2 separate regions of the Homo sapiens genome follow, and region 1 is linked to region 2. A link is an interaction called in ENCODE POLR2A ChIA-PET data of the cell type or tissue named here. Cell type or tissue: Panc1. All regions are shown on one strand.

What was found. Peaks named below come from ENCODE experiments on the same cell type or tissue, not always from the same donor. Only the 100,000 strongest peaks of a DNase experiment are listed, where the experiment ranks them.
Region 1: POLR2A ChIA-PET joins it to region 2 with 5 read pairs; 2 of 35 experiments call an interaction of 5 or more read pairs at or near these places.

The regions. Positions count from the first base shown.
Region 1 is chr6:72,824,000-72,827,999 of GRCh38, reverse strand. All of the region lies in intron 1 of KCNQ5 (potassium voltage-gated channel subfamily Q member 5), which reads right to left. Among named protein-coding and RNA genes, the nearest start is that of MIR4282, 140 kb to the left of the region's middle. RefSeq lists an enhancer at 2,504-2,553. In Panc1, no CTCF peak of the experiment used is centred here; DNase peaks (open chromatin) are centred at 1,764 and 2,497.
Region 2 is chr6:72,715,019-72,719,018 of GRCh38, reverse strand. All of the region lies in intron 1 of KCNQ5 (potassium voltage-gated channel subfamily Q member 5), which reads right to left. Among named protein-coding and RNA genes, the nearest start is that of KCNQ5-IT1, 87 kb to the right of the region's middle. In Panc1, no CTCF peak of the experiment used is centred here; no DNase peak of the experiment used is centred here.

The DNA of each region.
Region 1 (4,000 bases), 110 kb before region 2:
ATTTGAGAAAGGACAGTCTTGTCAATAAATGCTGCTGGGAAAACTGGATATCCGTATGCAGAAGAATAAAACTAGACTTCCACCTCTTACCCTATATAAAAATCCACTCAAAATGGATCAAAGACCTAAATGTAGGACCTGAAATGATAAAATTACTAGGAGAAAACATATGAGAAACAGTTCAGGACATTGGACTGGGAAAATATTTTATGATCAAGACCTCGAAAGCACAGGAAACAAAAGCAAAAATAAACAACTGGGATTATATAAAACTAAAAAGCTTCTGCACAGCAAAGGAAACATCAACAGAGCAAAAAGACAACTTATAGAATGGAAGAAAATATTTGTAAGCTACTCATTCAATAGGGGATTAATATCTAGAATATACAAGGAACTCAAACATATCAACAGCAAAAACCCAAATAATATGAGTAAAAAATGGTCAAATTATCTGAACAGACATTTATAAAAGGAAGATATACAAATGGCCAACAAATGTATTTAAAAATGCTTGACATCACTAATCATCAGGAAAATGCAAATCAAAACCACAATGTGGTATCTTCTTACCCCAGTTAGGATGGCTATTATAAAAAAGACAAAAAATAACAAATGGTGGTGAGGGTGTGGAGAAAAGGGAACTGTATATTATACCTCTTGTTGGGAACATAAACTAGTACAGCCACTCTAGAGAACAGTATGGAGGTTTCTCATAAAACCACAAATAGAATGACTATATAATCCAGCAATGCCACTACTGGGAACTTATCCAAAGGAAAGAAAGTCATTGTATCAAAAAGACTTCTGCACCCCCATGTTTATTGCCACACTATTCACAATAGCCAAGATACAGCATCAACTGAGGTGTACCACAACAGATGAATGGATCAAGAAAATGTGGCATACATACACAATGGAATACTATTCAGCCATAAAAAGAATGAATTCCTATCATTCATAGCAACATAGATGGAACTGGAGGACATTACGTTATGTGAAATAAGCCAGGAACATAAAGTTAAACACCACATGTTCTCACCCATGTGCAGAAGCTAAAAAAAGTTGATCTCTTGGAAGTATAAAGTAGAACAGAGGAAACTGGAGGCTTGGGAGGGTAGGGGGAAGGGAGGGATAGGGAGAGATTTGTCAAAGGATATAAAAATTATGGCTAAATAGGAGGAATCAGTTATAATGTTTTATACCACTGTGGAAGGACTACAGTTAACAATAATGTATTATATTGTTTCAAATAGCTAGAAGAAATATACTGAATGTTTCTAACACAAGGAAATGATAAATATTAGAGATGATAGATATGCAAATTACCCTGTTCTGATCATTATACATTATATGGATTGAAACATCACTATCTATCACATGAAAATGTATAATTATTATTTGTCAAACAAACATTTTTTTAAAACCCAAGAACAATTAAAAAAAAGAAGATTATAGCAGGAACCTATAGGAGACATTAAACATAAGCATGAATATATTTAAGCAGGTAGCCATACAAGGGAGCTGAAATAAAAGACATTTTTCAATTAGAAATAGTACATATTTCTTCTATTCATTATTTCTTATGATTTTCCTGTAGCTTTTGATGTGAAAGACTGATAGAAAGACACTGACTTTCACTATTTCTAATCCACAAAAAATGACTGTTGTTTCTAAATTTAACTCATTATAATTATCTCTTTTCTCTCCATGGCATTAACAAGGCCTATCATGGGATCTAATGACTAATCTTGCAGGAAGGGTAACTGGTGACTAAAGTATTCCTCATGTCATATATGTGTATATGTATCTTTTGATGGTTAGAGTCGAATGAATTGGTATCTTTACCTTGCAAGTGTGTAGTTTTGCTTTTATACCCTGAATTGCTTTGTGCAAATTACAGTCTCCAGAGCTGAAGCTCCTTGCTGTGGATGAAGGGAAATGGTGGAAAAAGGGCCCCAGAATCAGAATGGCTTTTCCACCAGAGAAGTGTGATTGCTTGCAGGCACAACGCTTAAGGTTGACCCCCATGGAGGCAACTGTGATTGAACAACTGGGTTGGCCTTCTAGATCCCAAATATCCTTCCTATATTTAATCTGATTAAAGTTTTCTCTCTTCATTTAAACATAAAACATTCCATGACACTGATTTACTTCAATATATAAATGACTGGTTTCATTCATTCATCATTCATTCATTTGACAAATACAGTGCCTCCCATGTGCTAGTGTGGGTAGACAAACAGGACTGACTAACAACTATTGCTAGGTGGCTAAAGAATGGGCTGAGAGACTTCCCTTCCCCAGGCAAGTGAGCCTGCTCCCAAGCTCAGCTTCTCCAAGGCCCTCCAAGTTCCACATGTTGCATAGTATAGGTCCCACCTAAAGCCAAACTGTTATTCTAAGTCATGCTCTCTTCCTCTTGCAAATAAGACTTCTCACTGTCACCAAGGAAAAGGAGAGAACCTTCCCTGTGGACCACCAGCTAACTGTTCCTGTTCCCAGTTCCAGTCTGCACTCAGTGACTCATTCTGGCATTTTCTTATGCCTTCTACCAGTGGCACTGTTCTTGTTGCTGGGGAGATATGTATAAAACAAACAAAAATACTTACTTTCAAGGATCTTACATTCTGGTGGGGAAGCCAGACAACAAGTACAGTAAGTAAATAAATGAAATACAGTGCAGCACAACCCAAAGTAGTAAGTGCTGTGGAAAAAATAGAAATCAGGGAAGGGGAACAGAAAGTGTTGGGGATGGTGAGTGGATGTTGCTCTCTTTGCAAAGTAGATTTTTAGGGGTGAAGGGGGAAAAGACAGCCCAGTCTCCCAGCCTAAATGTTCGTTTTTTTGTTGTTGTTGTTGTTTTGTTTTGTTTTTTTCTCCCTAGCCTTCTTCTAGAGCAAAAGTCATCTGGCAGTTTCAGGACAGATGACATCATTACCCAGAGGTCCTCAAAGACAGTGAAGCTTGAAGAGATTTCTTCATGTGTCAAAATGGGAAGATTACTGTCTCTCCTGCCCACTTCTCTGGGTTGTTGTAAAGATCAAAGGAGAGAAGGGCTATAAAGGTGCTTTGAAAACAATGAAAGCTACACACTGAAAAGGCATTATTATCACAGAATTGTGTTAGAAATAAGTGGGATGACTATTTACGTATCCAAATTTTATAATCTATAGTATAAAGATGAGAGAGAGAGACACACACACACACACACACAGAGACAGAGAAAGAAAGAGAGAGAGACTAAATGTAGGTTTTGGCTTGGAATCATATATATCAAGCTGTTAGTTGGCTATATCCAGGTGATATGACACCTTTCTTCCCTATCAAATCTCCATTGCTGGCCAGCACAGCTTCACTCTTCTGAGGTTATTTTTCTCCTTATCATTAGGCTGCAAAGTACATGACCAATCCTAGGATGAAAATATTGATTTTACCATAATAAGTACATGTGCAAATTGAAAGGCAGGTTAATTTTGCAGGCTCTTAAATTACTCAGGCAATAGAAAATATCAATAAATGCCAAGTGAAAAACAGAAAAACTGATGAGAAAACTGATGAGCATCAGTTCTTAAAAGAACACATAATGAATGTTAAAATTATCAGATATTTTGATACAAGAAATAAAACCAACGATTTTCTAATTTAGGTATCATTTTTCCTCTCTTTTTTTAAAATAATTTTTTTCTTCATTATTTCACAGACCCCACCACCGCTGGAATTTACTACAGATCAAGAACTGGTAAAACTGAAGACCATTTATATTGCTCAATTGCTTCTAAAATAATAGGTATGGCACTTGTGATTAATTTATGATTCATAATCTTCAAATATTAGTAATTATTTAAAAAGGGAAACTAATTTTCTTAAACAATATGGAAGACAAACCTCTAATGTTTAATTTTATTCTTACTGGAATCTAGTAGTCCTGGATGAAAACAAGAAATATAGGAGAAAACATATAAAATGGTACTTATTAATATTAATAGAAACAGTTTGGAAA
Region 2 (4,000 bases):
GCTAAATATAAATACCTCTACCTCTCTCCATTTTTCCATTGACAGCATTTTATATCCATGTTTGAACTATTTCTTAGGAGTTATTTTTATAAAACAAAATTAAACTATCTTTACATTTCAATAAAAAAAGAGCAATTGATATACAATAGCAGGCTTAAAATGGAACCTATAATGGAAGCTGAGGAGAAACTATCATTTGTTTAGTCTCTCCTTGTCTAGGTACCCCAAATGCATGAAAGTATTTCAAATAAGACCATAAGATGGAGCAGAGGCTGGGTGCGGTGGCTCACGCCTCTAATCCCAGCACTTTGGGAGGCTGAGGTGGGCGGATCACGAGGTCAAGAGATTGAGACCATCCTGGCCAACATGGTGAAACCCCGTCTCTACTAAAAATATAAAAATTAGCCAGGCATGGTGGCACGTACCTGTAGTCCCAGCTACTCGGGAGGCTGAGGCAGGAGAATCACTTGAACCTGGGAGGCGGAGGTTGCAGTAAGTGGAGATCACACTACTGCACTCCAGTCTGGCGACAGAGCGAGACTCTGTCAAAAAAAAAAAAAAAAAAAAAAAAAAGAGCAGAAAGGAAGAATCTCAAGACCTGGCTTAGCTCCTCAATCTCCAATTGAAAACCAAGATAAAAGGAATGCAGCTGCTGCTTAATGCCACCAACTGCAGGTGGAAAACTGGCAAGCAGAACATGCAGACCAGCAAAGGGAGAGGCATACATCATAACATAATTAGCTATTCATACCTTCTTAGGATCAACTTAGAGGAACTTTCTTAGAAGATCATGGATTTCTAATGGAATTTAGAATCAGTAAATACTGACTGCCAAGGGAACCTCAGTTTCTCAGGAAAGTCACTCAAGGCAAATTTTTAGCAATACAGGGTAAACTCTTCACCCAAAGTCAATTTGTAAGAATGTAAATAATAAACCTCATGCATGAGGCATGTATGCTTTGGGGTGGCCATAGAGGGTGGGATCCTTGCCCTCTTAGACATATGCAGGTAATGACTGGCATATGATGTTTGGGAGAAAGAGTTGTGTGAGGTCATACCGTGGAAGACTCCAAGGCAGAAATCCAACTACTCTTGGTAGTACTGTACCGTAAAAGCTGAGTGAATATTCTACTAAACAAATGGTCCTTAATAAATAAATTTTTCAAACACCTCCTTAGTGCTAGGAATATTTTTCCTGCTTTTGGGAAATGCATTCATGGTACATAAACAAAAGTATTCACTCGATTTTTATTTCTGTGGCTTAGATGGATGATAACAAAAATCTACAGGCAGCCTCATGGAGAGCGATTCTAAACTAATGATTCAATTTATGTTGTGCCTATCACCCCTTAAATACGTGGTTAATGCTAAGATTGAGAGCCCCAAGGCCCTACATAAATGAATAAAGGCTTTATTAAAGACTGTACCAAAAATAAGTGTTCCCATACTGACAATACATGTGTTATTTTCTAAAATAACATCCAAGAATGTTCTCTCATGATATGTTATTTGGTAATTAATTCCTGTGAAATCTAGAGTGGTCACCCATTTCTCTTTTCAAAATATTTAAAAAATTTTTGACACATAATAATTGTACATATTTATGAAATACAGTATGTTTCAATACAAGTATATGTTGTATAATAATCAAATCAGAGTAATTAGCATATCCATCACCTTAAAATTTATCATTTCTTTATGGTGGGAACATAAAAATTCCCTTCTTCTAGCAATTTTGAGATATACAATAACTTACTGTTGATTGGCTCAACCATTCCTTTTAAGCAGGTCATTTACAACATGGGTGAAAGAAGACTAGGTGTTAGACATTCAAATTGTCTAGATTTGCTCAAACTAAATAACTGGCACTTCCTGCTGTGACACAGTTTATGAAGCTCATCAGATTATGCCAGTGAGATTCCACTACATGGGGATTATGACTCACATTTTGTCAATAATCAGAAACATGCTCACAAATGAATTTCAGCATCTTTGAGAATTATTATCACTCCCTCCATTAGAATGCAAACTCCATAGAAGCTCTGTTTTCCCCATCCCTGGAAGACTCTTTGGCATGGAGTAGGTGTTTAATAAACATTGTGTGGATCAAATGCATAACTGAATTTAAGTTGCTGCTTTGAGATGGCATTGAGGAAAGTGGTTAAAGATGAGAAAAAAGTTTATACGTCACTTTATGAATACACATCCCTGCAATCTGTTCTCTAAAGGGTGCTTTTGTGAAAACACAATCTTCTCTCTTATCTCACCAAAGTTGAATGCTTCTCTCAAATGTCAGAAAACCTAAATATGACAGTTCATGTCTGACATCCAACATCCACTTAATAGATAGTAATTAAACACCTACTATATATGGCCATATGTCACTAAACCAGTCTTACCTGTGTAAAAAGAAAAAATTCAATCTTCTGTACAAAATATGGTACCCAGGATTAATTGATAAAAAGTAAAGCTTCTCCTGAAACAATTAAAGGCCATGAAGAAGCCCCTAGAGCCGGGTTTCACCCACTGCTTTAGGTATTACAAAAGCCAAATGAATATTCAGCTAAGCAAATGAACTTAAAACCAGCAATTAAAACAAAAGCCTCCTTGATGCTAAGAATTTTTTCATGCTAATATGGTAATTCATTTATAAGGAAGCAGATAAAAAGTATGACCACACATACCATGCCTTACACATCCAAATAATTGCTTTCCTGTATGAAATAGTCACTTTGTGAAGTTATGCATTTATTCTCATGAACAGCCATTTAAATATTTCAGAATCAATTTTTACTTTTTTCAGAAGTATGTCCTATTCTTTTAAGTAAACTTAAGGGACAAATTTTATTTTGGGGGGCTGTGAAAAATCAGTTGGAATTCCTTATGATAAACAACATAAATAATCAAGATGAGCAATGACATTTGAGTTAAGAACAAGATGCAACTATAACATATTAGGAATTTTTATGTGGCTTCATAACTTGATTACAAAGGCAAATTGTGGAAGAGGAACTCTATAATATTATCACTGGCATAAGTAGAAAGCTTATTAGAGTGATTATTGTTAAGATCAACAGTAAAAAGTATAACATAAGTATCAATCACAAACATTTGAATTTTGATATACATAACAAAGGAAAATTATTATATGTAGATATTTCTTAAAAGATGAAAAATGGAGATTATATTATTCAGATTTTGTAAAATAATTATCCTAGTTAGTATCGGAATATCATTAGAATTTCATAGCATTGAATTTCTCTAATTATCATTAAAATACCATAGTATAAAACCAAATATTATCTTAAGATACTTTATAAGTGTCATGTTTTAAATGATTTTCCTTTTTAAAATTTAGAGGCATCCATATTTCTAGGTAAATTACATGTCCATCTTTTTTGTTTCAGTGAGCGACCAAGGAGGCTCACTATTTATGAAGGCATGAGCTGACTTCAGAAAACTTTAGAATTGGCTCCTTCTGCTCATTCCTGTATTTTCACCCTGTGCTTCGTGATCTTGTCTGAATTTCTGTACCAAGAAAGTCTTTGTAATAACCCAGGGCAAACATTTTTATTGAGAGCCTAAAGCATAACAAGGCTCTGTAACTGTGCCTAGCAGCCAAAGTTTGCAAGGTAAAACCCAGATTCCCTTAGGGATTTGGCCGAGGATTTGGGCTTGGTTATACTGTGAATGCACTCAGGTATGTAACCGTGGCCATTCTGTGTGCTACAAACGCTGAGTGAGTTCTTCAGTGATCTCACCAGCAGGTACAGGGACTGGAATTACTCCTCATCCTGCAATTACTTGCCTGAAATTGGCCAGGCTACGGATAAATAACACTCTCACTTACCTCTGTCAAATTAAATAAATATTCACTAATAAATAGTTTGCATGCACTTCTTTATAATACAACATTTAAACACCAATTTTGGTCCCAATTGAAAGACAATTTATGACAGGAACAAATACTATGTTATTTAGCTTAACTGTATAATTTTAG